Regions from separate parts of the Mus musculus genome. Here region 2 is linked to region 1. The links are chromatin loops, found by intact Hi-C in ENCODE. Cell type or tissue: left cerebral cortex. All regions are shown on one strand. Links, peaks and the distances in the headings refer to the core of each region. The heading gives the core; the rest is flanking DNA.

Evidence for each region. A loop is a pair of places that touch in the nucleus more often than their neighbours do. Peaks named below come from ENCODE experiments on the same cell type or tissue, not always from the same donor. Only the 100,000 strongest peaks of a DNase experiment are listed, where the experiment ranks them.
Region 2: it touches region 1 in a loop (5-fold over the local background); 3 of 42 quality-filtered maps call a loop at or near these places.

Annotation. Positions count from the first base shown.
Region 1 is chr7:40,265,610-40,281,414 of GRCm38, reverse strand. No RefSeq gene overlaps it. Among named protein-coding and RNA genes, the nearest start is that of Gm38996, 22 kb to the left of the region's middle. In left cerebral cortex, for the core only: a CTCF peak has its summit at 7,771 (motif pointing right); a DNase peak (open chromatin) is centred at 7,776.
Region 2 is chr7:40,933,021-40,948,825 of GRCm38, reverse strand. No RefSeq gene overlaps it. Among named protein-coding and RNA genes, the nearest start is that of Vstm2b, 42 kb to the right of the region's middle. In left cerebral cortex, for the core only: a CTCF peak has its summit at 6,116 (motif pointing right); DNase peaks (open chromatin) are centred at 6,119 and 9,275.

The DNA.
Region 1 (15,805 bases), core at 3,243-11,242:
CCCTCACACTGACACGAACAAATCTGCTCAAGTCCCTCTTTCTGGACAGAGGGCTCATGCACCTGGTTTCTGCTGCAGGACATTTTCCTGTGCGAGTAATAAATTGCTTTCATAATGGAAAGGCTGATAGAGTCTCAGCCGTGGAGACTTAGGCAATCACCAGCCTTTCACTGCTAAAAATATTTTTTTTTATTATTTCCTCAAATAGCTACCATTTAATACCCATCACTTACATTTTTTTTTATCTTACAGATATCAGGACTGTGTTGGTTGCAAGCTGTTTCGATGGGCTATGATAGCTTGTTCTTCAGAGATTGAAGTTGATAAAGACAGTCAGGTAGTGGGAAGTTCTACACCAGGTTCCCTCCTTACAGAGGAACAAGCACTGGTCACTGCATTTACACAAAACTTGTGATGCATCCTGTAGAACTATGGGCTCTGCTCTCAGACAACTGTGCAGCAGATCAGTGAAGCACAGTGATTCCACCCAGCATGTTCATCTCCAGAGCTCAAAGCTAAAGGACCAAATCCCACACCCATCTCCATATACTTCTTTGCATGACTGTTGCCTGGCCATGCATCAGATATTGATGTGGATTCTTACAGCCTGAGTCTTGAAATCTCGTTGAAATTACCTTCCTCCACAGAGAAGCATGAACAAGACTACCTAAACATTTCTAGAAAATTCCTTTTTCAAAATGTATTGACTCAAGAGTTCAGAACATGGCAAGGTGGTACATTGATTGCCTACAATTCACATATAATGAAGCTGTAGGACTCAATGGTTTGCTTAAAACCTACTAGTAAAGGGCAAAGGGCATGGCTCTGTGGTAGAGCACTTGCCTAGAATCCCCCAGTGAGGAGATAGGAGTGTGGCTAAATAGTGAAGTAGTTACACAACATGCTCAAGACCCTGGGTACCATCCAAACTATGAATTAAAACCATTCAAAGTTATCTACACCTAACGGTAAGCACACAGAGTCTCTTTACTTATGTGCCCAGACCAGAAAGCAGACGCAGCAAGGTATCACTATCTGAGTGCCCTGCCAGAGCAGAACTTATTCTGCTCTGCCACCTTCATCTTAGCAAACAGTAAGAGGAGCTATTTAAAAAAAATTAAGTAGGCATTTAGGATTGATGTCTATGCGGCCTGCTAGGAAAATTCATTTGTGTAGTATTTGATTTGTGAGGAGGGCTGTTTACCAGGTAAGAGGATTTAGTTGAGACTGGTTAAATCCCAAACAGCAAATGGTGAATGGGGATGTCTGTGCTGAGTATTTGCCCTTGTCTACCATTGACTCCGATGTCCCTAGGGACAGATCTGCCACACATACAAATGCCCAGTCAGTACCAAGAGAGAAATGTGCTGTGTGGTCTGCATAGGTGTTTTCTTGCAAGGCTAGGAATAGAACCTGTGCTAGTTTGAATGAGATGGGTCCCTCATATGATGGCATATGTGAACACTCGAGTCTCACTTGGTGGTACTGTTTGACAAGATTATGGGGCACTCTGGAGGTGGATCCTTACTGGAGGTAATATGTCACTAAGGGGCAGGCTTATCTCTCTGCTTCCTGTGTGCAGATGAAATGTAATCAGTCAAATTCTTACTCATGCTGCCATGCCTTTCTTGACAATTGCCATGAATTTTCCACCAAGACTATATGTCTCTGACACAGAGACCAAAATAAGATTTTTTTTTCCTTAAGTTGCTTTTGTCAGGGTATTTGATCATGGCAACAGAAAAGTGACTAATATAAGCACCATAGGCTCAGAAATGCTAAGCATACACTTATAGCCACTCACTGGGGGAGTTGAGGTAATTGCTGCACCATTATGCCCCACCTCCAGAATAAGTAGTTATCGGGGAGCTAGATGAAGCATCTTTTGCTTCCTGGCAAAATTGTCAGCCACCCTTGGTTTGTATCTTTCAGAGTCCTCTTGGACTGGAGGCAAACCCAAGTTATGTCCCCAGAGATGTGAGACAGCAAAAGACAGAAGGATCGTGGCCATCCCTCTTCAACTACCACAAAGCAGAGATTTGGCTCTCCTGACTTCTTGGGCTGCAAGACCTTAAGTCTTCTGCTGCTTGCCAGAGCTCACCAGAGGCATGGGTTGATAACGTCTCCACTTGCTGAGCCTGAAGGCCTAGCCACAACTGTTAATTCTTTACATTCTCGCTGTTAGTAGATTTTCACGAAGATTATCACAGTGTTCCAGCTCTCCACTTAATTCTAATGTCTGCATAGAGTCCTACTTCCATAAAGTATCTACGTCTGACTCTGGGTTTCAGAAGGAATCTGACACCAGTTAGTTCAGTTTGCAGTTCATAGGGCAATAGATACAGATTCCAAAATGTAGACATCACTAAAAGACACAGCAGGAAGAGAGCCACTGTCAGATTGCACATAGCTTATAAGACATCATGCAAAATCAGTAAGTCACATACATACTCTCCTTCTACATGGCTCTTCCCATCACTTGCTGATTCCCCCGCTTCCCCCCCAAATCAGACCCTGAATAAAAACAGTCACTAAGCAAGCAGCTAGTTAAGGAAAGCTGGGGTTGTATGAACTAGGACCTTGTGTGCATTATAATGAGGAAGGCTGGGGTCCTGTGAGCTGAGACTCTCTTCTTACCAGGATAAAGACCACAAGTGGCCAAAGGGAAAATACAATCAGTTTCATTCATAAACAAGATCCTTTATAGCAACACAACTTATTTTCAGAAGGCATGTAATTTCTATCTACAATGTAGTCACCAGCTTCCGGCTCCTTTCCCTTCTGACTCGTTCTGGCTGTTGAATCAATTTGAACACAGAATTCCCTGGAGTTTACACAGTGCTCTGCTGACCTTTCCTTAAAGGAACTTTGTGCAAATAACTGTCCACCTCCTCTGAAGCAGCCTCCTTCCCTGCAACCCTGATGCACGGTTCCTTTCAGCTTCTTAAAGAGGCAGAGGCATTAACACAGGAATCTGATGGCATGTCTAGTCAGATCACCTCAGGAAGTCAGGGCCTCATTTTTCCTTCCCTGTCAAGTGGGAGTTGCTCATGTGAATTAGCATCGTAGAAACCTACATTTAAATGAAACTTACTGAACAGGAATAGACCAGAATTCTCCCTCAGCATACCTGTACTCCTGCATATTGAATTATGAATTTGAGCAATGCAGATTGAACAACTTAACTTTTATTTCTTTTTTTTTGCAACACTGTTACATTTAAATGCTTCGGGAATCAATGGAATATTTGGATGAATGTAACTACTGGTCTTAGCCAGTGTACACAGGATGAGCAAGACCCAGTGTAAAGAGTGTTTGTTTATTTATTTACTTGATTACTTACTTATGATTTGCTTATTTATTTATAAGTTGAAAATAATCTTACTGTGATTCCCAGGGAGGCCCCTAACTTATGATCATTCTGCTTCATTTCCAGAATGCTGGAATTCTAGATCACAGATGTGCATCACCGGGCTTAGTTTCTTTCTTTCCTTCCTTCCTTCCTTCTTTCTCCCTCACTTCTTTCTTTCTTTCTTTCTTTCTTTCTTTCTTTCTTTCTTTCTTTCTTTCTTTCTTTCTTTCTTTCTTTCTTTCCTTCCTTCCTTCCTTCCTTCCTTTCTTCCTTCCTTTCTCCTTCCATCCTTCCTTCCCTCTTATTTCCTTCCCTTTTAATGCCATGAGTCTTCAGCGAGTAGCAGTTTATGGCTACATCTCTATAATGATGTTTTTGGCTGTAGTCCATCTTATTTGCTCATTGTTATGCTTACTTTGGTTGTTTTGGACCCTCAGAAATTAATGTTCCCTCATGGTAGGTCAAAATTCCATGTTCAGATTATTTAAAGATGAGATATGTTAGATTGCAGTTTTAAATTTCATGTGGATGGATGTTTTGCCTACATAAATATCTGTAAATCACATGCATCCAGTACAATGGAGGTCAGAAAAACGTGTCCGATTCTCTGGGATGGGAGTTGCAGGTTGTGAGCATCCAATGTTGTTAACTACTGAGCCCTCTCTCCAAGATGGTAGATTTTAATCCAGGAAGTCTGAATCTTTTAAAAGTCACATGTGCCCATTAGGATAGATGTCAAAGCCATTGATTAAATTTGGAATAAAAAATATATCAAAGGTAGCCTTCCTGTTGGCTTTTATGGAAAAGTCTTGGATAAATGTATTCTGTGAGTTATGTGTGATACCACAGATCTGCACTCATTTTATTTAAGAGGTAGAGGTCTGAGAATTTTTAGTTCAGGTTCAGCCTGGACTACTTTATGAAATCATATTAACAACAACAACAACAGAAACAAACCAAACCAACTAAACAAACAAGCTCCCTTCCCCAAGGCTTCTGTGGAATTGACTGTCCAGAGGCATACTGGTTTTTTTTAGATGAATATAAAACTCTTCATGTTGGGTCTGTTTTCTGCTCATCCTTGAGCCCATGGTCCCTCTACAGGAGAGATGTTCTGGGCCAGTGTTCCAGTCTCTACCTCTCATTTAGCCAATATTCCATTCTTGCATTTCTTTAAGAGATCAAGAAGGGAAGGGTGGGAGTAAGGGGGAAAGGGAGGGAGGGAAGGAAAGAAGAAATGTAAAGAAGAGAATCTGAATGAATGAATTGGCTCACCAAGTAGAAGGAGTGTGTGTTGGGTGCGATGTGAGACCAGTACATAATCAGCACACACACACACACACACACACACACACACACACACACACACACCTCTTCCATGGGAAGCATCTAAGTATCACTTTAGCTTGGCGAAGAGACCCCAGGAATACAGAAACAGCCTAGAAGCCTAGAACGTAAGGAGCAAAGCCTCACTCAGGTCCTTTACATTGCATCTCCTGCCTTGCAGGAAGAGTCCAACACCTGTTTAATATTATGTAAGGGTGGCTGTCAGGGAGAGATGCTGAGAGCTGCCAGAGTGGCTCCCTCATGGGAGAGAAAACAAAAACCTGAACCTTAGCAATAGAGCTGTCCACTGATGAAATTCTCTCTTGCTGCCATGACCAAATATTTAGTCACAGGGGAAAGGCTGATCAGACACACTCCAGCAAGGTCACGAGGTTCTTGGACAACAAATACTGAGGCAGACTTGTGGCATCTGCTCCCTCGTCCCCCAGAGCCCTTACAGACTATGAGAATGGCCAGCTCGATAGCTTTCGTGCCAATCTGTAACCACAAGACACAGGCCTCTGCTTTTATGTTGCTGGATTCCAGCCTGGCCCTGAAGTCTGTGCCTGCACAGACAACATTCACTCATTCAGACACAAATGAGATCAATTCTTATCCGACTCACAGGTCAATAGGATTTGGGGGAAGTTACTGAGTCCTAGAGATTACATTATTTTAAAGACTGCAGAGTTAAATAGGACAAAGTAAAAAATACTGGGATTATTTGGCTGTAATGTAGATGTCCCCCCTGGGGGAGAAGCCCCCTCCCCACTGCCAAGCCGTTGGGCCGGCTTGCTCCCAGTTCTCTACCAGCTGTCCACTTCCAGACAGCTTGTTCAGGCCTGCAGCCTAAACATGTAAGTCGATACAGGCCCTGGTGCTTCATGAAAGGAATGGAGGGAGGGGGGCTATATGTCCTCGGGAGAGTGGCCCCTTCCTGGTGAGCAAATGTGCTTGGAAAGTTAAGAGCAGCCACACACAGCCAGCCCCACTTCAATGCTCTGAACCTGGAGCCAGTTCCTGCCAGATGACCATGTGGATTCCTGCTCCTTTGGCCTACAGGTATTACTGCTGCTAAGAACTTCCGGGTTCTACCCTCTCATCTGTCCGTTCCCCAGAACTGGGATTCTCCAAGCTTGTCTATGCCTCCATGGGTGTCCAACGTACTTGAAAGCATGGCTAGGAACTATAGCATCTCTGTCACAACTGTTGAGTGGGGCTGACGTCTTCATGGTAAAAAGTAGGTACACAGGAAAGGTGCTAGGTACTGCTGTCCCCTCTCCCCCAAGTACAGTTTCACATGGAAGAGAAAACATTCCCATTAAAAGTCATCTTCGAGGGAGCAGCTACTTTGAAGTGAAGCTGCTGACATTTCAGAGCAATTAATAACTGTATTTCCCCAGAGAACAGCTGCGGCCGGAGGGGGTGCGAGCGCGAGTGTTCCCCCTTTGTTCTTCCTCTGCGTGGGCACTGGACCAGAACCCTCTGGGCAGCTTCTCTACCCAGCGTATCCCACTGATCTATTAAGCTGAACATTAATCATTAGCAGAGCTCATCTTTCTTCCTCAAATTTAATTTCATTAGTTACACTTTCCCCATTAGATCCCTCCTGGATGCGTTTGCTTAGATGGCTACTGAGCATCAGTCCTGTGCCTAAGCTAGCACGTCTCCGCTGGAACCTTATCCCAAATAGCACGGACTTTCCAAGATGACCAGATGCACCTTGTAAAGATATATATTTATTTTGTTTATATGGATGAGTATTTTGTCTGTCTGTATGTATCTGTACCATGTGTGTGCATTACCCATTGAGGCAAAATGAGGTCCAAACTGGCATTACAGAAGGTCGTAAATGCTATGTGGGTTCTAAGGATTGAGGCTGGGTCCTCTGAAAGAGAAAGGAGCGCTCTTAACCACTTGCCAGCCTCTCTCCCTCTCCCTCCCTCCCCTCCCTTCCTCCCTTTCATTTTCTCCATTCCTTTCCTCCTTTGTTTTGTTGTTTTTCCAACCGTGCAGATGCATTTTGACACAGTTAGATTGCAAGTCTTCTCTCATGGACTTGTAGGAACTCAAAGCCATGTCATGGCAATGTACACAAGACTGACTCTAGGTTCCACATGTTGGTATCTAGTCATGGGCACAGGCAGAAAAGTCGTAAGGCCGGTAGGATGGAAGTGTGCTCAACAGTACAGCCTCACTCAGATCTATTCTTCCTTGCCCTCAGCTGTACATTTGATCTAGGAATAAAGCAGGAGGTCCCTGGCCGGCTCTTGCTGACTTGTTCTCTCTCTCTCCAGTCATGTTCTTGCTCCTCAAAGAGACTGCAGCTTTTTCCACACAGAGGTGATACCTACCCATCCCCTGGGCAATGTCGCTGAATGAGAACTGCACTGGATTAATTGAAGTGAACACTCAAAAGACAATAAGTGTGAGGAACAAATTCATCTCCCATTGCCTTGATTGAGGGATTCTGTGCTGTAGCCATAGGGGATAATGGGGGATTGAGGGCATAGCGTTACCTGAAATTAGAAGATGGATTTTGTCAAGAGAAAGCCTGAGAGAAGCACCCATCTTGACCTATTCACTTGTCCATCCTTGATCTAAAGCTATCAAGTCCAGTCCAACTTTGACAGATGTTGAATAGTCTAAGATATCTGAGTGAGAGCTGGGTACTTTTTTCTTAATATCTGCAAGGTTCTAGGTTCAAACACCATCACCAAAGCTTATAACAAACTCACTTTGGTGGTAGTACCCACTGTTGATTCCAGCTCTAGCATCTCAACTAGGTGGACCACCATAAACACACCCCACCCACAGTTCTATAGAGCCACACCCCTAAGTACTCACAGAAAGGCCCAGAGAACTTAGTGTTAGGGAAATGATCACATCCAGCTTAAGGAACAAGAGGAGGGGTGATTGGCATGTGCATATGTGTTTGACTGCACTTGTGAGTGTGTGTTGTGTTGGGGACAAGGCGGGGGGCTGAGGAATGGGGATGCTAGAATCAAGCCTCCCACAGACTTGGAGGAAACTGGATTTTGTCATAGTACCACTCCAGCATCTCCTGAAAAATGATAAGAATATACCCCAAATAGCCACCAGGCGGCAGAGCAGGATAACTCACTGCTCACAGCAAGTAAGACTTTAAGCAGGGTGAGACAGGTGATCCAGAACAGTCAAATGCTAATCCAGAATTCTCTCTCCTCACTAATGACTGGGGATCTGTTTCAGAGCACCCCTTGATGTCCTGACACATATGGAGAAAACACCTCTGTAGTCTCCACTTTCTCCTTATACATAAAGAAACCGCACTTCCACTTACCCTACTCCACCCTCTTAGTTTGGGGCTGATTTTATTTCAGTTTTATTGTTTTCATGGCTAGGGTTAGAAGCCAGAGACTTCTGTGTTGTAGACAAGTGCTCTACCACTGAGTCCCACTTCTGTCACCACTCTCTTATTTGTAAGTAATCTTGGCTTATTAAGAATCCAGTCATGGTGCAAACAGTGTGTGAGTGGAGGTTATACTATATTGCTTAGAGAGTATTGACAATGACAGGCTCAGTGCAGATGTGATTTTTATTTGGGATATATTTAATCTGCACTTGACTGAATGTGCCCAAAACATTTTCCAAATGAGAGAGAGAGAGAGAGAGAGAGAGAGAGAGAGAGAGAGAGAGAGAGTGCTGGTTCTGTACTCTCTCTAAGCAGTCTCTGGTGTGTAGTCCCACTTAATGCTATGAGGAGTATAGCCATGTCTTAGAGACACTGGGAGGAAAGGGGCTCTTGCTATGGGTCTCAAGATTCTGCCTGTTCTAGTGGGCCTGAGAACAGGCCCAAGAAGAGCTGCTGGCATGAGAGGATAGCAGTTTGGCCTGCCACTTTAGAACATGTCTGAGCACTGTGGAGGTTCAGTATTCACTACTCTTATCCTGGATATAACCTCCTGCTGACTTTGTCATAATTTCTGTCAGCCTCAAATGTCAATGAATGAAGAGCCTAGGGAGACTTGACCAGGGACCCAGATGCTGGAATTCAGTTTCTGGCTTTGCCAGGACTTCATATGAGGTCTGTTCAGCCAGTGACACTCTTGAAAGGCTTCTAAGATTCTTGTAAAAGCAGCAGTGGAAAAAAAGCTACCATCCAATTTGTGGGTAACAGCTTCCTTCTTGCAGATAGCACTCACTCATGTTTTCTGACTCCCTGAGATGCTGCTTGAAGTCTTGGTGCTCAAGCACCACACCCCAGAGCAATGCAGTCCTAACACTACCTGGAAGCTGCAGCCAGCATGTTCTAGGCACATAGAAACCATAACTTCAAGGGCACAGATGCAGGAGAGCCTATCAGAGGTTCCTATTACTCAGAATGCCATCCTGTAATTTGGCCACCAGTGAATTGGTCGTCAGAAGGACATTTGACAATTAACTATCAGGAGGTATTTATTATTAGGGCACAGTGAGCAAGGCAGCATAACCTCACACTAGTCTTCCTCCTATCCAGTTGTAAGGTATGGCCAACAGACAACTGTTCTCTCTCTCTCTCTCTCTCTCTCTCTCTCTCTCTCTCTCTCTCTCTCTCCACACACACACACACACACACACACACACACACACACACACACACACACACACACACCATAAACCTGCACACAAACAAACATGTTGCATGGATACATACACATATAACATACACACCACATACATACACACATACACACATAGCACATAACATCCATGTACCACACGTGTACACATCATGTCACACATAAATAGACACACATCACATACACATACAAGCACGCATATGCATATACATCACACACATACACACACAACACATACTTACACATATGCATACATGTATACCATACACATATATGCACACATATTTACAAACACATGCATACAGCATACCCATACACACAATACTCTTGCATATAACACACACACAAACACACTTTCACAAAAAAAGGGGGAGTTGGGGTGAGGATACATCATTTAAGGTATAGGTTTTCTATTCATCCTCTGAAGAAATTTCCAAGATATTGAGAGAGTTAGGGCAGTAAGGCAGCAAGGCGCCCAGCAAGGCAAACAGCACAGAGGATGGGCACTTGCACACAGACATACCCACCCAGTGAACTCATTATGAGTAGACTTAAAGGAATGAAAGCCTTGGCTCTGAGGAAGGGAATGTAGCTGTCTGCCTTGTAGACTGTATCCTCACTCACATCTTGGGTACCCGCCATGCATCAAGGTCATTGGTTGAGTTCTCCCTCTGCAAGTGACAGAGCCTAAATTCATACCAGTGGACAGATAGAGTAGTGCCACACTCAGAAAAAAAATAAGTCTTAATTAATGATACAGCCTTAAACTCACACGACTGGCTGCATGGGTGCTAACAGATCATAGAAGGGCCTGGAACCCATTTCATGTCTCTTTCTGCTTCCCTTGAAGCTGGTTGTATGGGAGCACAATTTCTTGTAACTCATCGGAACAACTATACCTGAGCCAATATTTCAAGAAAAAGTCAGTAACCTACCCTATTGGGTTTCTGCCTCACCTACCCTATTTGGTTTCTATATCACCATTTCCCATCGTTGTGAACTAGAATCTGACTAGTTCTGGTGACATATGGCATTGGCAACAGTGCAGGATCAATTCCACCCAACTAACATGAGCTGAGATGGAGTGAGGCAAGATGTCCCAGACACAAGCAGAGTGCTATGAGCAGGAGAGGGGTGAGTGGACTAAAATTGACCACCTGCAGATGAGCCATCACTGGTATTAAGGTACCATCCATTCGTGGAGTGGTGGGCATTCACTAGAGAGAAGAGCTAGTTCTAAGAGAGAAGACAAGAAGAGAGTTTGAGGACAACGAATGCTTGAGCTCAGATCTATAGGATGAGGGTGACTCTGTCCATTATATAGAAGGAGAAGAGCCATTGCCTTATCTGGCATCAATGGGAAGGGGGATAACATTCTATTCTCCTTGGTCCTGTGGAGACCCGATGCCCAATGTAGGTGGGAGTAGGTAAATGGGTGGGGGAGCTCCCTTGTAGAAGCAGGGGGAGGGAGGATGGGATAGGGGGGTTGTTGAGGGGGAAAAAGGGAAGGGGGATATCATTTGAAATGTAAATAAATAAAATAACCAATACAAAATCATAAAAAAACGTGTATTGGGGTATTATCACCTAATATGGCTCCCTGGTCCACATGTCCAAATCCTTGGCCCTTGGCAGTTGGTGCTATTTATGGAGGTTCGAGAAACCTGAGGAGGTGGTGCCAAGCTGAAAGGAATGGGTTTCTAATAGACTTTGGATTTTCGTTTCTTTGCTTTTACCCCTGTGATCTTTTACCTCACTAAAAGCCCAGAATCAGCAGAGCCAAATGGGCAATGAACTTGGTGAAACCATGTCTTCCGTCCTTTGCTTCTATTGGATATTTTATTATAGCAGCTAGTAAAGTAACTAATAACCCTGAGTAGCAATTCAGACATACAAGGGCAAAACCAAGAGTTTGAGCTCACTGAGAAGCTGTCCCTGAGAGCAGGGCTGTCTCTATACACATCCATACATTAGATCCAAGCATGTTTGTCTCAAAGCATCTCCCAGGGCCTTTTGTCTGGGGTTAACTGTTCCCCGACAGCTTTGTGACATGGGGATGAGAAGGACAAAATAGTCCAAGAGTAAAAATGTTTTCTCCCTTTCTTCTGGGCATGGAAACTAGTAATAACAATAAATAAGCCTCTTATTTCTCAAACCTGTTTCTACCTGGTCCCCAGCCCTCACTTCTCTAGTCTCTATTGCATCTGTTTGGATTTGTTTGGATTTTAATTACACCTCCCAGGGCAGCATCTGCAGAAGGTCTCATCAGCAAGTGGATCAAGATCGATAAGCAAGTTAAATGGTGATACAGATGACTGACCTCTCCAGAGTTCCAGGACACACCATCTCACTCCCCAAAGGAAAACAACGAGCGTTCCATTTGCAACTATTTATTTCTGAGGCACATTATCATAGACACCATTAATTAATCGCCTACAATTTGCCAAGCCATGTGATGAATGTTTTATATACATAATCTGGTATTCTTACAGCATGCTTAAAGGCTCTACATATATTATCATTTCTATTTAAGACGTTGAGACTCAGATACACATTATCGATGACTGAGGACGCACCATGTGCCTTTCACTGCTAGATTCTAGGTGTGTGTGCAAAAAAGAAACTCATTTTTCCATTCCTCCAGCAATGTGGAAGGGCAGCAACCTCTTGAGACAGCACATACAAAACCCGTGCTTGCAGTGTCCTTAACTGATGCAGCGGGGACTCAGATGGTGCTTGAAGAAGAGCCTTGAATGTGAGCCTAGATGCTCTTCTTTACAATCAGCATTATGGAGTTCAAACAGGTCATGGAACAATGCCCATTCTTCCTCTGACATGATGGTTGTATCAGGAAGAAAGCAGAGCTGAGAGGCTTTAAGCTTATCCAGAAAACACATGCTGGAGGGCCCCCTTTCTTCAACCTCAGATGGCCATCTAGCCTCTTCTTTAAAAGACCCTGCACAATTTGTTCCTGTTGCAGAGCTCTGGGTCAGCAGTTTTTTTCACATTATATTTAGAAAAAGTAATAAAAGAGTTCTCCCTGTAGGCTCCACCAACTGGATGGTGTTATTTCAAATTAAAAAACAAAAGCAAACCTGAGTTGTGAAAGGAGACCAAATTACCCACTTGTGAGCAAGAAGACACACAAAAAAACCACTTATAGGGTCTCTTCTGGGGCACTTGCAGCAGCTCCCAAACTGCCAACTGAGGCAGGGGCTGGGACTCCAACTCTTGGCAGCTCCCTGAGGTATGTGACAGCCTTGGCTGTGCTCCTGGAAGCTTGCACAGATCTCTAGACTTGCAAGCACCTGCTTTCCCGTCTTGATTTAATACTTAGCAATCCTGGGTCGACCTCTCTAGCTCATCTGTAAAGAAAGAACAATAATCAAACTTGTTGAGTCCTGTGAAGATGAAGTGGAATGAAGCATACAAGGGATGTGTCTGCTCTGTAGCATGTAGCAATTCAGCCTAGTGCAGCTGATGATCACTCTGCTTGCTAATTGGCTTTATATCACTGCTTAATAAAACACAAACTCTCTGTCTCTATCTATTATGAAAAACAGTGTCCCAATAAGGGCAGTACTCGGCATGAAGGACTCTCTTGTTAGAGGCAAACATGACTGGATTTCTTTCTTGATGGAAAGAGATTCCTAAAGAAGTATCTTTGGGGGATGATCAAGTTTATACCTCACCTGTCACCCCACTGCCTGGCCAACAAAGACTTGATTCTGGGCTGACAAGGGAACAAAACACTGAAACATTTTCAGTTGAGAACTGTGGATGAAGTAACTAAAATTTCCCTGGCAACAGGGACAGTGTTCTGAGAGTTGTATGAAAGGCCATTCAGGGTAGCCATATCCTAAAGCTTGAGGTAAATGACATCTGCATTGTCCTTTGCCAGGTGGGTCCATGGTGTCTGCATATCCTAGGCTGTGTGACTCCGCAGTGTCCACACTGTTCTATACTTCGATGCTCTACCATCTGCACTGTTCTCACCTATGGGATGCTAGTGGCTTCTGGTTTTGAGCTGTGTATGGCTATACCACATGCACAGCTCTGGGCTCTCAAGGTCTATAGTTTCTGCCATTCCTTAACTTTGAGAGAACACTCTAACACATGCTAACACTTTTGTGTACTGTTTATGATTTGTGTGTGTGTGTCTATGTGTGTCTTCGCATGTGACAAAGTACAGGTGTCATGTGTCCCCAAAATGGGTGGACCCCAATTGTCATTCCAGGTCTGACCATCACTTTTCCATCTTGTTTGAGACAGAGTCTTTTCAGTCAAGCTAGATGGCCCACAAGCTTCCAGGGATTCTCTTTTCTCAGCTTCCTGTTTTCCTTAGGTGCTCTGGGATTACAAATGCATTCTGGCATTTGGCATTTGAATGGGTTCTGGGGGTCTCAACTCAGGTTTTCAGGCTTGTATAGCAAGTGTTTTTACCCACTGAGGCGGTTACTGTTTTCTGATATTTGTGGAGATGTTATACTGGAAATGGTATGGGAACTCTAGCTTCTACAGTTCTCTCTCTCTTCTTCTTCCCTCCCTCCCTCCCTCCCTCCCTCCCTCCCTCCCTCCCTCCCTCCCTCTTTCTCTCCCTGTCTCCTTTCCTCTTTCCCTTCTTCTGTTCATCCCTCCTTCTGTCTCCCCCTCACTCCCTCCAAATTATATAGCTCAGGTTGGCCTTGAACATTATGCAATCTTCTAGCTTCAACCCTGGGAGCTTCCCGTACTTTCTTTTTCTTGTCCCAGGAGGCTAGGAGCTTTAAAATGTCCTGTGATTCCACTGATAAGGCTCTTTCGATCCATCCCAGCTTGGTCTAAAGCATGACCCTATGCAAACATCCTGAAGCACAGAGATAGTATAGATGGGCAAAAGCATCAGAGAGTCTGAGAGAGGACTTTGTCATCACAGTCAAAGGTGAGTGGCTTCACTCTCCTCCTAACTGCTGACTCTGAGCAAGGTGATTTGCTCCCCAGGTTTCCAAGCACAAAGTCAAGACAGAGGCAGAGTACTTGGACGTCCTTTTCCAAGTGTTGAGAACCCAGTAGGCAGGATTTCCTACCTACACCGGATGGGAGATACCCATATTCTGGTGATGCCAGTCACTGAGGAGGGACAAACTTAGAAAACGATAATAGAAAGAAGGAAGACTCACATGGAAGGGGAAGCCAGTAGGAAAACAGAACACATGCTGCACTGCAGGCAAATTCATACTGACAGAGTGCTAAGTGATGTTGCTACTACATAGGGCTTCAGGGGAGCCAATCAGAGGAAAGCAGTTATGGGCACACCAACCACAGGACACACCAACCACTGTAGAAGACCAATCACAGCATAGAGCCTTGTGTGGAGAAGAGGGCTAGGCATAGGCATAGCTAAGGATCATTTGAAGTGGTAGAGAGGAGAGCCAGTGGTAAGAAAAGTCACACTCTGATCACTTATGTATGTTTTAGTCTGTTTGTTAGCTATAGGATTGAAAATAAAGTGATTTGTGGGAGAAGATGTTTACTCTGGGTCATAGTATCTTCATGGCTGGGAAGGCACCGAAGATGAATGGGTTCATCCATAGCAGTGTGAGTGTGAAGGGGCAGCTATTCTTACCTAGGTAGACCAGGAATCAGGAACTAGATCAGAATTAGAGGCAGGCATAATTTTCAAGACCAGTCCCTACTAAGCCACATCTACCAAATAGATCCCAGGTCCCAAAGGTCCCATGAAAGATATTTAACAACACTAAGTCTTCAAACACGGAGGATTTCAGACAGAAACATTCAAAATAGATGCATGTTTTTAAAGTACACTAATTGAGGAGACCAACTGAAATATATAATAATTGGGGAGAAGACCCCAAAATGCTATTGTAAGGTAAAAGAAAACACTTGGCATTAGGTGGAGAGGGCAAGAGATGCTGGTTGGAAAGGAATGCTGATGAGGACCTTGGAAGAGGTCCCAGACATTGAGAGAAGGGCCTCTGCACAGGGGAACATCACTAATTTGATTTTTCTGATTCCTTTTGAAATGCAGAAAATCCAGGACTCCTCATATAGCACTAGAGGCCATTTTAGAGAGAAAATCTTGGTAAAGATGACAGGTTGAGAAGCTAAATGTTGTGAGATTATTCCTAGCATGGATGGAACAACTGCAAACAACCTTGATGTCTACTTTCTAGAGACTTCTCCAATAGAGTGTATTGAGGCCTTTGAATAGAATGTGAATAGAAAAGATATTAACTGCCTCAGGGAACTAGTCACATTAAATGTAAAGAAATAGGATGCAAAACCAGGAGCATAATGCCTTCTGTGCTCCAAGTCAGACCATGTCCGTTCATTACCGTAACTACTGACATCTCTCACCTGCCTCCCACATATCCCTATCCTGCCTCCCTATCAGAGGCTCACAGCCTCTCTGCTTTCACTATAAGCTTTTCCCTAAACAGCACCACAGTGGCCTTTTGGTAAAATACAGAGCACATTATCTTACTCCTCTCCCCTTATTTACAATCTTCAAATGTATTATCTCCAC
Region 2 (15,805 bases), core at 2,734-10,733, 670 kb before region 1:
GGGGGGAGAATAAGATAGAGGTCAACCTTGACTGTTTTTCCTCAGGAGCTGTCCACCTGGATTTCACCTTTTTAATTGTGTGTTAATTTGTTGTCTTTCCACAGTGCGTGCACGTGAGTATGCAATATGTGTAGGCTTGTGTACACCCACGCAGAGGCCAAAGCTGTTTGTCTGTCAGGTGTCTTCCTTTACTGCTCTCTACCTTTTTTTCCTGATACAGGGCCTCTTACTGAGCTAGAAACTCCTTATCTTGGCTAAGCTGGCCAGACAGTGAGCTCTCAGCATCCTCCTGTGTCTGCCCATGCTGGGCTTATAGGTATTTGCATCCATGCCCAGCATGCCTTCATGCATCTCACTTTACCTAGCCCTGGGACTACAGTCATGTACCATCACATCTAGATTTTTTTAATGTAGGTTCTGGGAGATTGCAGTTCCTCGTGGTTGTGAATCGAACATATTGCTCATTCAGCATTAACCTAAGCCCCATTTCTAACTAAAAATTAAAAAATAAATGTGTTTTTATTTTCATCTTATGTACATGAATGTTTTGCCTGAACATATTGTCTGTGCACCACATGTGTGCCCGGGACACCCACAGAGGTAAGAAAAGAGTGTCAAATCCTCTGAAACTGGAGTTGCAGAAGAGTGTGAGCCACCGTGTGGGTGTTGAGAACTGAACTCGGGTCCTCTAGAAAAGTAGCAAATGCTCTTAATGGATGAGACAACCCCAACCCACTTCTGACTTGACTTAGCATCATACCTTACCTGTGCCAATGATGTTTTCCCAAAGGGGCTTTACACAGTGGGTAGTAATACTCATATTAGCTAGAAATACAAGGTTACCCCGTGCCTAGTCTTCCATAAACATGTTTCATGCATTGCCTGCCCCAATAGTGTATGCATTCTGTCACCTGCTATTTTGTCACTGTGGCCAGAATACTTTCTACAGACAACGTAAGTGAGGGAAGATGTGTTTGGGCTCATGATTTTAGAGGTTCCCATTCATCCTGAGGGACAAGACATAACAGAATGGAGCACTGCACATGATGGCATCTAGAAAGCAGAGAGAGAGAGACAGATAGAGAGAAAGAGACAGAGAGAGACAGAGAGAGAGAGAGACAGAGAGAGAGAGAGAGAGAGAGAGAGAGAGAGAGAGAGAGAGACTGTACTTAGCTCCCCTTCTCCTTTTCTCTGGGCTCCCAATTCATAAGATAGTGCCATCCACACCTAGAATGGCAAGCCCTACTTCAGTTTATGCTGTGGGAATGCTTTCTCAGACAGACCTAGAGGCATACCTCAGTCTCCTAGGTTATTCCAAAGCCTATCAGGTTGGCATTGAAGACTAAGAATGACACATAGTAACTTTAGCAAGAACCACTCACTACCCAAAAAGACCTCTGTTAGCAGCTTCTCAGTTTCTCTGTGGGATTATTTCCTTCTATCCCTGAGGATCCAGCTGTACTGATAATCTGTTGACAAGGCTTGTGAGTAACAGTGCCACAGTCTCAGGGCCACTGTGGTTCGGTTTGGTTCACAAAACAAGCATGGTAGTTTGAATGGGAGCTGCCCTCATAGGCTCATATTTTGAATTTTTGATTCTCAGTTGATGGAACTGTTTGAGAAGGTGTAGGAGATGTGACCTTGTTGTAGGAGGAATGCCACCAGGGGTGGGCTTTGGGGTTTTAAAAGACTACTCCCATTCCCAGTGTTTGCTTTCTACCTCATAGTGGTGGATCAAGATTTAACCTCTCAGGTATTTCTTTGCTTATCACAGATTCTAACCCACTGAAACCATAAACTTAACATTCTTTTAAACAGTTTCTTTTATAAAGTGCTTATCACAGCAATAGAAGAGCAGTAAGACCGGAATACCCAAGATTCTATTAATAGACCATATGAAGCCTAAGAAGAAGGAAGACCAAACTGTGGATGCTTCAGTGCTTTTTAGAAGGGGGAACAAAATATTCACAGGGGGAAATATGGAGACAATGTGTGGAGCAGAGACTGAAGGAAAGGCCATCCAGAGACTGCTGCACCTGGGGATCTATCCCATATACAGCCACCAAACTAGGACGTTATTGTGGATGCCGGGAAGTGCTTGCTGATGGAAGCCTGATATGGCTGTCTTCTGAGAGGCTCTGTCAGAGTATGACAAGTACAGAGGATGAAGCTCATAGCCAATCACTGGACTGAGCTCAGGGGTCCCTGATAGAGGAGATGGAAAAGGGACTGAAGGATCTGAGGGGGTTTGCAGCCCCATGGAATGAGCAACAGGGTCAACAGGTCAGACTCCCCAGAGCTCCCGGGGGACTGGACCACCAACCAAAGAATACACATGGAGCGACCCATGGTGCTGGCCACATATGTGGCAGAAGATGGCCTGTTGGACATCAGTGGGAGGTGAGACCCTCAGGCCTGAGGGTGTTTGATTCCCCAGTGTAGGGGAATGCCAGATCAGGAAGATGGGAGTCAGTGGGTGGGGGAGCACCCTTATAGAGGCAGAGGGTGGGTAGGATAAGGAGCTTCTGAAGGGGAGACCTGGAAAGGGGAAAACAGTTGAAATGTAAATAAAGAAAATATCCAAGAAAAAAAAAGTTCAAATATATAGGAATTTTTGGCCTGTAGCTTGAATTGTATCTAATTTTGTTATGCTTTCATTTATACTTAAACCATAGGTATTAAAATGTTGTTCTTTGTAAAAAAAAAAAAAAAAAAAGAAAAAAAAAAGAAAGAAAGAAAGAAGAAAAGGAAAGGGGAGAAAAGAAAAGTTATTACACAAGATAGAATTGAAGACAGCAAGAGCCTATGGCTTTGTCTTCACTGCACAGCAGGAAGGATGGAATTAGCCGTTAAGTAAATCCAATGGCCAGCCAGGCTTCACCTAGTTAGTACTCCACAGCCTCCCCAAATAGCATCATCAGCTGGGGGGACACACATTCAGAACATGAACCTGTAGGAAACATTTCAATTTCAAATGATAGCATAAACCATTGTCAAACCCAAGGCTTTTGGTAGAACTTCTGGGAAGAGGTAATATAACTTTAAGTTTTTCAAGTCTTTTTTTTTTTTCAATGATAATTCTTAAACTCTTTAACCTCCCTTGTAGCCCACTACCTACCAGAAGAAGTAGAAAAAGAACGGATACGGGGAAGTGGAGCTGTTTAGATTCTTTGGAGCAACTCCCACCTGTGTTGTCTGGAAATTCAAAGTTCAGTTTATAGGTGAGCAGAGAGTGGCAGCTGGATCCACTCACAACACTTCATGGAAACACCAGCAGGCCAGTTCGGTAGTGTTGGGTTAGCAACACCAGTGACATGACCTAGCAGAAAGCCAGGTCTCAGCCTCAGTTTGAGTCAGTAAGAGGGACTGGCAGGAACATCAGAAGAAGTTCTTGGCTGTGCCTCTCCCAAGGAAGTGAAGAATCAAGACCCACAAGCATTGTACAGCTATCTGTACTAGCAAGCCAAGAACTTTCTCCCTTGCCACACACACCCCGCCCCCCACTCTGTGGAGTCCTATTTATACCCTCCAAACATCATGTGTCCTCCACATGCCTTGTCTCAACATGGGTCTTGCCTCAGCACGTGCATATAATCAGTGGAAATGGAAAGAAACTGCAACACACCATCAGAACTTTTTTGGTGCATTTCTCTCTATGGCATCCTGACAAATGCAGCTCAACTATGAAATGTAAGATGGACCCATAATGCCTGTTGTTAGCAAAATATCCTTTATCGCATGTCCTCTCATGTGCTTGCTTTAGCAGAATATACTGTCTCCTTTGTCTGCTTCAGCAAAACATTCCTTAGCCTTTCACATCTGTGCCCATTTTAATTAAATGTTACTTCATATGTTTGCCCTAGCAAAACCCCAACCAACTGACTTCCCAAAGAACCCTTAAATGTCCACTTCAAGGTGGCTTCTTTCTGCCGAACCAAAGGGAGATGATTTTGGAGCCGCATAGACAGGGATATGCCAGGAAGCAATTAGCTTCAAGGAAAGTAAGGATGGGATGGAGGAAAAGTCAATCTTGATAAAATTGACTCGCCCAAATCCACCCATGCCTGAACTCCTCAGCCGTGTGAGTTGTATTTCTGTTACTTATAGTTGTCCTTGCCCTGGGAAGTGCTGTGTTCAGGGGAGGCTTCTCAAGAGTACATGGCTCCCTTTTCAGAAGCTGCACTCCCACTGCGGTTTGCAGTGAGGCAACTGAGAGATGTGGCTACAGAGAAGTATGGACACTGAGAAGGATTCCACAGTTTGGGGAGTGTCTTAGTCAAGGTCTCTAGTCCTGCACAAACATCATGACCAAGAAGCAAGTTGGGGAGGAAAGGGTTTATTCAGCTTACACTTCCATGCTGCTGTTCATCACCAAAGGAAGTCAGGCCTGGAACTCAAGCAGATCAGGAAGCAGGAGCTGATGCAGAGGCCATGGAGGGATGTTCTTTACTGGCTTGCCTCCCCTGGCTTGCTCAGCCTGCTCTCTTATAGAACCCAAGACTACCAGCCCAGAGATGGTCCCACCCACAAGGGGCCTTTCCCTCTTGACCACTAATTGAGAAAATGCCTTACAGCTGGATCTCATGGAGGCATTTCCTCAACTGAAGCTCCTTTCTCTGTGGTAACTCCAGCTGTGTCAAGTTGACACAAAACTAGCCTCAGGGAGTCAAGCTTACATAAGCTTACATAATATTTAAACTCAGGGAGACCACAGAATCTGCCTGAGTCCCAGTTCTGGATCTAGGTGGTATTGTAAGCTTGCTTTCTCAGAAGAAACATGAACAGAGATTAAACAGAAAGGTTCAATGGTATGCAGGATAATCAATATCAGGGCTGTTCTGCTTTGATGTGACATCCCTACTCTGGAATACAATGCTGTGTGCCCCTCCCTAAGCCACATATCTGCTTCTGATGGAAGAAGGAAGGGAAATTTTCTCTTACCATTTGCCAACCTCATGGTTTTTTTCAGACTCTGTTGAAATTGCACTGCTGCTCCAAATAGATGCTGCTCGTACACTGAGAGTAGGTTGACAGGTCCCTTTGCTAATAATAAGAGAAGAGCTCAGAAGGGCAGGACTGGCCACTTTTGTGAGAACCATTGAAACAGGGGAATCTAGAGCTGGTGGAGTGGAAGCTGTGGATAGCACAGAGGAGAACGGAGCAGGTGAGGAGTAAGGGTTGAAGGGAGTATGCAGTGTGTATGGCATGGATATGACCAGAGCCCATCACAAGATGAGGGATGAACAGAGGGTGAAATATATAGGGGTCCAGGGTAGGAATCTAATGGTTATCTGGGCAAGGAAGGGGCAGCTGAAACAGCCCACTCCGATGTGAACAACTGAAGTGGCTGAGCTAGAAGTACTGTGTCCAGATGTAGAAAGGCATCTTATTTTTTAATTTTTTATTAGGTATTTTCCTCATTTACATTTCCAATGCTATCCCAAAAGTCCCGCATACCCTCCCCCCAACTCCCCTACCCACCCACTCCCACTTCTTGGCCCTGGCGTTCCCCTGTACTGAAGCATATAAAGTTTGCACGATCAATGGGAACTAACCAGAAAGGCATCTTTTAATTAACCAGTAATGTTCCAGTCATGGTCTCTGGCAGATGATGGGGTGAATCTCAAGTCTGGGATCTGATCTGATCTCATTTGATCATTACTTGCTGAAAGTAATTTCTTGGCTGCAAGTTTAATGGTTGGGTTTGTAGACTGTGTTAAATGTCCCTGTGTTAAAAAAAAAAAAAAAAAAAAAAAAAAAAAAAAAAAAGCCTCATCAAAATGTCATTGACAACTCACTCCTTATCACATCTCCTCAGAACAAAGTCTTCCTTTTAATCTTTGCTGTTAAGCAAATAGGCTCTCTTGATGGGCTTGAGGAGGGGTGGGTAGCCTACCCAGGAAGCCTGAACAGGGCCTAAGCATGTCCTTATTAGTGGATCTTGGCAGCTGAGCATCTGCATGGCTACATTAGGACCTCCTGAGAGTCTGTCAGAGATGCAAGTTCCTGGGCTAACCATGGGAAGCACATCTCACTGCCATCTTCCTGAAGGACTGCTAGGGTGGGTGCACATTACAGCATCTTTCAGGCCAAGTGGGCATCACTGGATTTCCTTATGACTACCAGTAGATGGAGCTGGTGCCTTTGTAATGGTAAAGTGGATTAGCAAGGGAAAAAAGGAGAAAAAGAGGAAAGGAGGGGAAAAGACAGGAAGACAGTAGTGGAGAGAGGGAAAGACAGAGGTACAAAAACATGCTTGCTTTTGTCTGGATTATAAGACCTGGCCTGCAAAGCCCTGAAAAAAACTGAACCAACGGACACAGAGAAAGGATGTGGTTTAGCAGTGGGCAAACAAGATGGCTCAATGGGTTAAGATACCTACCACCATTGCAAACTTTATATGCCCCAGTACAGGGGAATGCCAGGGCCAAGAAGCAGGAGTGGGTGGGTGAAGGAGCAGGGCGAGGGGGGGGGGAGTTATAGGGAACTTTCGGGATAGCATTTGAAATGTATATAAAGAAAAATATCTAATAAAAAAATCTTTCTCAAAAAAACAAAAAATAGATACCTACCACCAAGTCTGATGACCTGTCCCTGGGACTCACTTGGTAGTGAATGAATAACCACAAGCTGTTCTCTGACCTCCAAATACTTATGGTATGTAACTCCTGGCAAATGAATGTAATAAAAATTGTTTTAAAAAAAGTCTTTTTAAAGAATCATTTCAGTTTTTTAATCACGTATGTGCATCCATGTGGGTACGTGCCTATGAGAGTGAGTATCTAAGGAGTCCAGAGGTGTCAGATCCCCTAGATATGGACATACAGGTACTACTAAGATATGTGCTGGGAACTTAACTCAGGTCCCTTTGTAAGACCAGTAAGCGTTCATAACTTCAGAGCCATCACTCTAGCTCCCCCATCCCCAAAACATATCTTAGAAAATGTAGTGCAGTTGTTTTAGTCTACCTGAACAGTTAAGCTAGTGATTGCTCTTGAGAACATCCATCGAGTCTAACAGGCTTACAGACAGTAACTGACTCCTCACCTTCTAGTGGCTGGAAGGTGTAAGAAAAAGGCAGTGGAAGATTTACTTTCTGGTGAACCTCTTATCGACTCAACAGTAGTATCATCACATAGAACAAGAAGCCTCTCTCTCTCTCTCTCTCTCTCTCTCTCACACTCACACACACACACACACACACACACACACACACACACACCACTTCTACAGGGGTGAAAATCTTAAAAAGAGCTCTCTCCTGGTCTATTCACCCCATAGGGACTCCATTATAACCATCACCTGAAGAGGTAGGATTTCACATCTGAAATTTGGAAGGTTCTTAAACACTCAGATCCTAGAAGGCAGTCAGAATTTCTCTCTGGCTACCACCCCATCCTATGACAAATGAAATTTCACCCTTGGCTATCATGAAGCTGCTGCTGTCCTGATAAAGACCAGGATAACACTCAGCTGTTGGCTGGGGTCCACGGTACATGTACAGAGCCTGATTTTGACTATCCTGAGCAGGGGAGAATATCTGCTAATAGAATCATAATCAGGAGTTCATGGAAGTAACCCTAAGGGAGCTGAGTGAGTCAGACTGAAGAAGCCACAGTCAGGGCCTTAGAGAAGGACAGTCTGGTAGATGAGGTCGTCTTTACCAGGGCGTGTTTAGAAGCTGTTTCGTTCATTAGTGTGAACTCTAGCAGCACCTGGTAACATCTCTCAGATGGAGAAAGTAGGGGTATGCTCACACTTCCTCATTGTGGGCCCACTTCTTACTTAGCTGCAGAAAATGATATCATAATAATTACTCAAGAAAACACCAACTTTGTGTCATAGTGAAAGAAGAAGGGTGGCAAGACACTAAACCCTGCAAAGATCCTTGTTCTAGAACCAGGATTTTCTTGTGGGTAATTCCAAAAGAGCAGAGAACATTATCTTAGAAAAAGAAGAGCTAATAGATGTATTGTCAAGCTCACTCTTGTGGGATGCTGAGGTGGGGGCTTAGTTGCACACTGAAAATAAGAATACAAGGAAGCTCCAAGGCACCATTCTTACTTCTGTGTGTCCCTCTCTGTGGCTGATGGGGCATGGGGCTTAAAGGAGACCTTGGAAAGAAAAGCAGAGACACCAAGTGTGTCTGATTAATCTTTCTTTTGCACAGGAGCCTTGCTCAGTGCTCTAGAAGCTTCCATCCCAACAAGACTACAGTTGTAAATGCCTGAGAGGATGTCATACGTGTAACAAGAAGCATCTACTACAGTTGTAGCACATCTCAAGAACTAGTCTCTACCTACCATTTGGTCATGGGATCATGTAGACTGCAGGAATTTTGTGGATGCCCTGAAGGGGTGAGACCTTATCACAAGGTAATTTGCATATGACCTTCCATCTGAATTTCTCCATTGAATCTTTTTCCTTGATTTGTGTTTTGTTTATTTTTCTGAGGTTTGACCTTGCTATGTATATGTAGCTCATGCTATACTTGAACTTATAGCAATCCTCCTGCCTCAGGCTCCTGGATGCTGGAACTAGAGGCATTTGGCACCACACCTAGCTGTCCCTTTTATTCAAGAGAATAAGACTAGACAGCTCCTGTGCAAAAGAAAGATTAATCAGACACACGTGGTGTCTCTGCTTTTCTTTCATTGTCATTGACTAGACAGCTTAGAAACAAGCCAGGACAAAGTCTCCTGACTTGCTCATGGTTTTATGGATTTCATTCAATGGTTTGTAATCTATAGCAAGTGTTACTGTAGCATTCAGTCACCTTGCATCTGCTTAATAAAGTAAAACCAATTGCTAAAAATACTTCCTACTGGATAAATCATTTTCCTTGTCCCTGACTCATAAAATTTAAAAGGAAATGGGAAATATCTCATTTACTTGACTCATTCTAGTTTTCCACACAATCAACAAAGATTGAGACCTGGATTGCTCTGTTTCCTTGTAGTATCTCCACACAGCTGCCTTGTTCAGTTGTCTCCCATGGGTGCCTGTGCACAGAACAGCCTGGCTCTGGCAGGGAGAAAAGCTGGCGTTTGTTTCAGAGTTTTTCTTGTTGCTTCTGTTGTGGCATGCCCTCCTTACCCACCCATCTGTCTCTACCATGACAGTTAGCCTGTGGTTCACATGACACTGTCTTTCCCAGGATGCTGGAAACACTCAGTGCATACAACTCTCTTGGCTGACTCCACTGGGCATATGCTGCATGTCGCATCTCTTGTCCAGCAGTTTATTCATGTTCTTGATCTGGTTCTGAGACTCCTACACAGTCTGCCTTTGGCTCAGACAACCCAAGATTTTCTGGGCTTTGTCTCCATATTTCTAGACACCTCAGAAAGGCTTCCACTTCTGGTGACAAACACTTGTGAAAAAAAAAATATCATTGGGTTTTGCCCAAGTGTTGCTTGTAGGGAAGGCTGACTGCCTGTGTGTCTAACAGAACTCTCCAAACAGGGAGAGGCAGGAGGCTTGTGATGGCTCATCATCTCAAACAACACTTTTGCTCAGTCTGGGCAAGCACTGCTGTCCATGCTCCCCAGGGACCCCATCACAGTAAACTAATTCTCCTGAATTCCATTCTAAACTCGTTAACTATGTTTGCTGTAGTTCAACTTGAATTCTAGTTAACTGTTTATTCCTCGGCTTCCTTCATCGTGGAATTGAGGGAGGAGGCTTGGCTCATAGTCAGCAGTGTCTCCTGTTCAGGAAGTCATAATCTGTGTGATAGACGAATGCATGTCACTCTGCCCTAGCTCTCCATGGCCTTGTATGCCTATGTCCCTCGTGGCTGCTATCCCTGTCGTTCTTGGGCAAGATTTTGAATATACAATATGGTAAATGATCACCCAACACAGATAATGCCTCAGCCTTTCCACTTACAAAATCTGCTGGTTGCCACACTGAGCCATCCAGGAGGTGAGATTGAAAGTGATGTTTCTAGAAAGTGTCTTCCATGGAGTAAACGTGCTTGTGACAGCAGGTGGAGAGAGGTATCTTTACAGATTATAGTTGGAGTATGTGAAAATGTATTTTTAAATTAATTTTATTGTGTTGATCTTATTACAGAAATAAAAAATCTTTTTACAGAATAGGTGACCCTCAATCAGGCATATGATTCCATCTACCAGAAAAACATACCTTTTTATTTTTCTTTGAAGTGCTGGGCTTGGAAGCCAGAGAATTGTCTATACTAGGCACCTGTTCTATCATTAACCAATACACCAGTCCAAGAAAAAATTTTTAACACCTTGATATATAGATTTGCAAATCATTGTGTGCGTGTGTGCCTGTGTGTCTACATGGTTCTCTTTAAGAATTCAGGTCTTACTTAAAATCTGTTGTGAAAGATTTCTGTTAAAAGAAACTGTGAAGTGAACCCTTTGAGAGGGGAATCATTCTGTAGAATCATTTGTGCTATTGGTTCAAGTAAGACCTAGAGATCATTAACTATGATCAAGGGTAAGTGGGTGTTGCGATTGTCTCACAATCTGAAATTTTCTGTCTCTATCTCTGTTTTGCAGCTTTAGTTTGTTAATGGCTATTTTTCATGATGGTTCTTAAACACTTTAACCTCCCTTTTAACCCACCGCCCACCAGAGGGAGTGAAAAAAGAAAGGATAGGGGGGGGGGGAGGGAGGGTCGGGGAGGTGGGGTGGGGGAAGAAGACCTGTTTAAAAAGGTTCTTTGGAGCAACTCCCATCTGTGTTGTCTGGAAATCAGCAGTTCAGTTCACAAATTAGCAGCGACAGCTCAATCCACTCACAAACACTTCATGGATACACCAACAATCTAGATCAGTGGTGCATGGATAGGACAGGTGTTAAGAACTAGCAGGAACAACCAGGAAGGAGGGATTCAGACCAGCGGGGATGTCAGGAGAAGTTCTCAGCTCTGTGTCTTTCTAGATGAAGCAAAGATCAGTGAAGACCTGAGACCAAGAACCATTTAGCTATGTAAGCAAGTCAAGGTCAGCCTCCAACACTGTCCCTCAAGTCTTTTTATACTCCTTCCAAACATCACATATCCTCCATGGGTTTTGTCTCAGCACGTGAGTCTGTCTCAGCTGACACCACTCTGCCAATCAGGCAAAGTCCAAGGAAGCAGCAAAAACTATAGCAACCACCACAAGTTTTTTGGTGTGTTTCTCTCTATGGAGTCCTGACAAATGGAGCTCAACTATGCAATGTAAGGTGGACCAATGCATGTGGTCATTAAGTGAAGAATCCTTCATCACGTGTCTTTCACATGCTTGCTTTAGCAGAACATCCTCTGTCCTGTGTCTGCTTCAGTCAAACATTGCTTCACAAGACTGTCTTAGCCTTTTACCTGTGTCCACTTCAGGAAAACACTCCTTCATGTGTTTGCCCCAGCAACACAACTGACTATCCAAAGAACCCTTGAGTTTCCACTTCACTGTCTCTTCTTCCACTCACCTACCTACCCATCTATTTACTCCCATTCATCTCTACTCACCAACCCCTATTCATTAATCCAACTACTCAGCCCACCTAGCCACCTAGCCATCCATCTATCCTTCTACCCACCATGCATTGGTGCATGTGTGTATCCAGCCAGCTATGCTCTCCAGCCATCAATTAATTCATCTATCAATCTACCCAAACATGTTTCAATTCATGCATTCATCCATCTGTTATCATTCATTGGCCAATTATGTATTTCCTAATTGTGTATTGAGAGACTGACACGAAAAGCCCATGGGAAAAGTCAGGCTAGTTGATTGAGAGCCTCCTCAGGGAGTCCCATGCATGTAGTGCTACGTATTTATGCCATTCCCCAAGGACTGGATTACATGGTGAAAGATTAACATCCCTGCTGCACAAATTAAAAGTGCTCTATTATTTGCAGCATGGAGTAGACCAGCTGAAGATCAGGCATCTTCTTTTTGAACAGCATAATTAAATACCTCTCAGCCTGAAACCCTTGCTATATTGATTTGAATTAATTATTTGTGCGTTTGTACTCTCCTGACTTCCCCAGCCCAGGAATGCCACACCGTGCAACACTGCCCAGCCACCAACTCTCCATCCACACTCCCTAGTCAGAAAGTGTTGACAGTTCTAAGCACAATCAATCAGTCCAATGGAATCAAATTTTGCTGATAAAGGAGAGACTTGCTTGGAAAATTGACATCCTATTTAATGGGAATTAGCATTCTGAAATACAAGTGTGGAGTTTTATGCCTAAAAGCACCAATTTGTTAGATTGGGGTTTGGAGAAGCTGCAGGGGGTGGCAGTGGGAGAAGCTGGGGGCTGGGGAAGCCAGGGCAGCTTGGATAGCCACTGCCTAGCCTTTTGGAATTTAGAGAACAGGAGTCTGTTGAACTGCTCATGGGACTGGCTTGATACGGCAGCAGATTTCCTTATAAACATGCTCACTGCAGACTTTTTTTCCAAAGCCATACAGGCAAAATTGTATACTGTAATCTACCCAAAGAATTATGCATTGGAAAAAAAAATAAGTCAACATTTTCCATGAAAATGGAAACCTAAGTCATCTGTCATCCAGTCTAACTGTGTTGATGTCATCTTAAACAGTAAACAGGACACATATTTTGATCAATAACCTGGTTCAGACTAGGAGTTAACATATACCTGTAGCTCCTCCTTTGGAGGAACACTCTGATACTCTGCCCTGTCTCCTACCCTGGAAAGCCATTAGAGGCCACAGGCAGCGGGAACTGTGCATGAAAGATTGGATGGAAACCGTCAACATGCAAGCTCTCATTCCCACAGGTGCTGAGACCATGTGTCTCTCTGAGGCCAGCGGGTAGCCACCTGGTTGGTAGGCTTTAAGAGAAGCAGGGAGACAGTTTCTGTCACCACGTAGGAATACAGATCACATGTCCTTGTTTATCATGAGCCAGAAAGTTGGGTTTGTATGTGAGAGTGCCTGGTATGGTAAGACAGTTATAAAACTCCCTGTTGCAGGCCAAACAAATAAGTGAGTTAGACGTAGAATGAGAATGTCCAGTTTGCAGAAATAGGTAAGAGATTGAATTGGAGGTAAATTTGTCTTGGGCATGCAGACTTACTGTGTGTGACTCGTGGGGCTACATAGAAAGTGTTTCCTTCTTTGTTTTAGTTCATCTGTGGAGATAAAATCAATCACTGGCTGTCCTGCTTATGACCTGCTGCTGTTGTTCTGCCTATGATCCTACTCATTCACTCGGTAATTTGTGATAATTCAGTACCCACCTCTCAGTCTAAAAACCGAGGTCTTGATTCTCGCCTCTATCTACCCCTGGGCTCCTTGTCACCCTGAGTCTCAGGCCCAGAGGGCTCTCACCACCACTTGTTTATTGAGACAGTCTTTTCTTAGTCATGTATTTTTTTTGAAAAATATTTTTATTATATTTCATTTGTGTATGTGTGTGTGTGTGTGTGTGTGTTTATGGATCACATAGGAGATCAAAGGACAACTTTTGGTAGTTGTTTTAATTTTTCCTTCTACCATGGAACTCTGGTCATCATCTGGTCTTGCCTGGTAGCAAGTACCTTTACCCACTGGTCCAGGGGCCTATCATCCCCCTTTTTATCTGCATCTTTCTCTATCTTCCATTGTCTCTCTCTCACATACACATCTATCAATCATGTGCCTTTCCACCCATCCTTAAGTGTCTATTTTTCTATCCTTTATATATCATATCATCTGTATATCTGACCTATTATTTATGTAGCTATCTACTATTAATTACATCTCTAGCTTTATTTAGCATGTATGTATGTATGCATATAAGTATCATCTGTATCCACCAATCTTATCCTTTCTTCAGTTCACCATGCATCAGGTGTCTATTGGCTTTGGCTCAGTTGTGACTTTTTTCCTAAAGGCATTGCACTGTACACAGTGTTTAGGATTTTCCTTTTATTCATGTTAACAGATGCTTAAGTTCACTGTTTGGGACCTTGTTATTTGTGGCTCATTCCCTCTGGCCCATGTGATATTCCATCATGAGGATACACTACAACATCTGCCCACTGTCCTGCTTACAGACAAATTTTTCCAGAGTATATGAAGAAAGCTCTACAAGATTCTGGTAGACATATGCAAAGTTTGACACTCAGACACAGAATCTTCAGGTTAGAGTGTACCTGAATATTCAGTTTTAACAACCCATGTCCAAGTTCTTTCTGTTATGATTGTGTACCAAGTCATACCACAGTTGATCCTTGAGTGATCTTGTAGATCCATGTGTACTATAATAATTGGCACTGTCACAATTTTAAAATTTAGGTAAATAAATGAGCATAGCCATTGTGGTTTTGGCTTTTTTTTAAAAAATCACCATTCAGACTGAGTACCTTTATATGTTTACTGGCCATGTTTTACTTCCATGACATTGGTGTATCTTATCTATTTTTCCATTGGTTTTTGTATATCTTACTAAGAGTGTGGGTATAGTGGTAGTGGTGGTGGTGGTGGTGGTATTGGGTGTGTGTTTGTGTTAATACAGTAGAAGAGGACAACTTGCAGGAGTATGCTTTCTCCTTTTACCATGTGGGCCCTGAGGATTGAACTATGGCTGTTGAGTTTGGTGGCAAATACAGATACTTACTAGGCCACCTCAATGTCCTGTCCCTCCTATTTTTCCTTACTAATTTCTAGGAATTCTTTATACTTCCTTAATCCCAGTTTTTGTTTTGTTTTGTTTTGTTGATGGAGATGCTTACAAATCTCTTCTGAGTTTTAAAAACTTAGGTATTTTGAGACAGTATTTCACAGTGTAACCTCATCTAGCATTGAACTCCCAAGCTAGACCAGGTTGGTGTTGATCATCTTGTCTCTGCCTCTGACGGGATGTGATCACAAACATGTTCCACAGGTCCCAGCTACTCTTACCTTTCTTTGTAGTAGCTTTGGATAAACAAACACTGAGATCTCATGCAGTCAAAACTCTCCTCTAGCTGGACATGTAGACTCATACCTACAATCCCAGTACTCAGGAAGCTGAGGCAGAAGGATCATTTCAAGTTTGAGGCCAACCTAGGTCTTTCTCAAAAACAACCAACAACAACAATAGCAACAAAACTATTCACTTACAAGCAATCTTTCCTAACTCCAAAATTTTTTCTTTTCTTTTTTATGTTTCTGGTACAGGCAGGACCTTACTATGTAGCTTAGGCTGACTTCAAATTTTAGATCCCCTGCCTCAATCTCCTGAATGGCACGTGTGTTTGCTGCTAAGTGTTTGTTTTGTTTTCCGATCCAATTCTTTTAAAGTGTTGAGTACAGGCAACATTGAACTCTGAGTTTTGTTAGTTTGTTTGCTTGTTTTTCAGTAGTTGCTAGAAGATTAGTCTAGGTGCAAAGTCATGTTTTCTTTTACCTGAAGTATGGTTTTGGTGCCAGTGGGGCTCTGTCATTTAAGTGCTCACTACTACCAGCATTTCAATACTTTGTCTCATGTTGATTTTGCAGGAGCAAAATGGGACAGGTATCGCATAAAGGTTTTAACAGTAGGGGAAGGGTATTCATTCTCTTATGCTCGGTGGATTGTCCTGGTTCTTGGCTAGTGACAGCAAATATCCCTGAGGGGCATCATAGTAACGGGGCAAAGTCTGACCATCCAGACTATCTGGAGTTTCCCTATGCACATATGAATGTGAGCATGATGCAGATGCTTGCACGAACTATGTTAACATGCTGAACCTCTTGCCATGTCTTGTCCAAGAAAAGCAGAGTTTGAAACCTCAAAACTGCTAGTGGAATGGGAGCTCTCATTGTCAATAAATGTGATGTTCAGGGGGTTTCTAGCAAAGCCGTAGGAGCTGG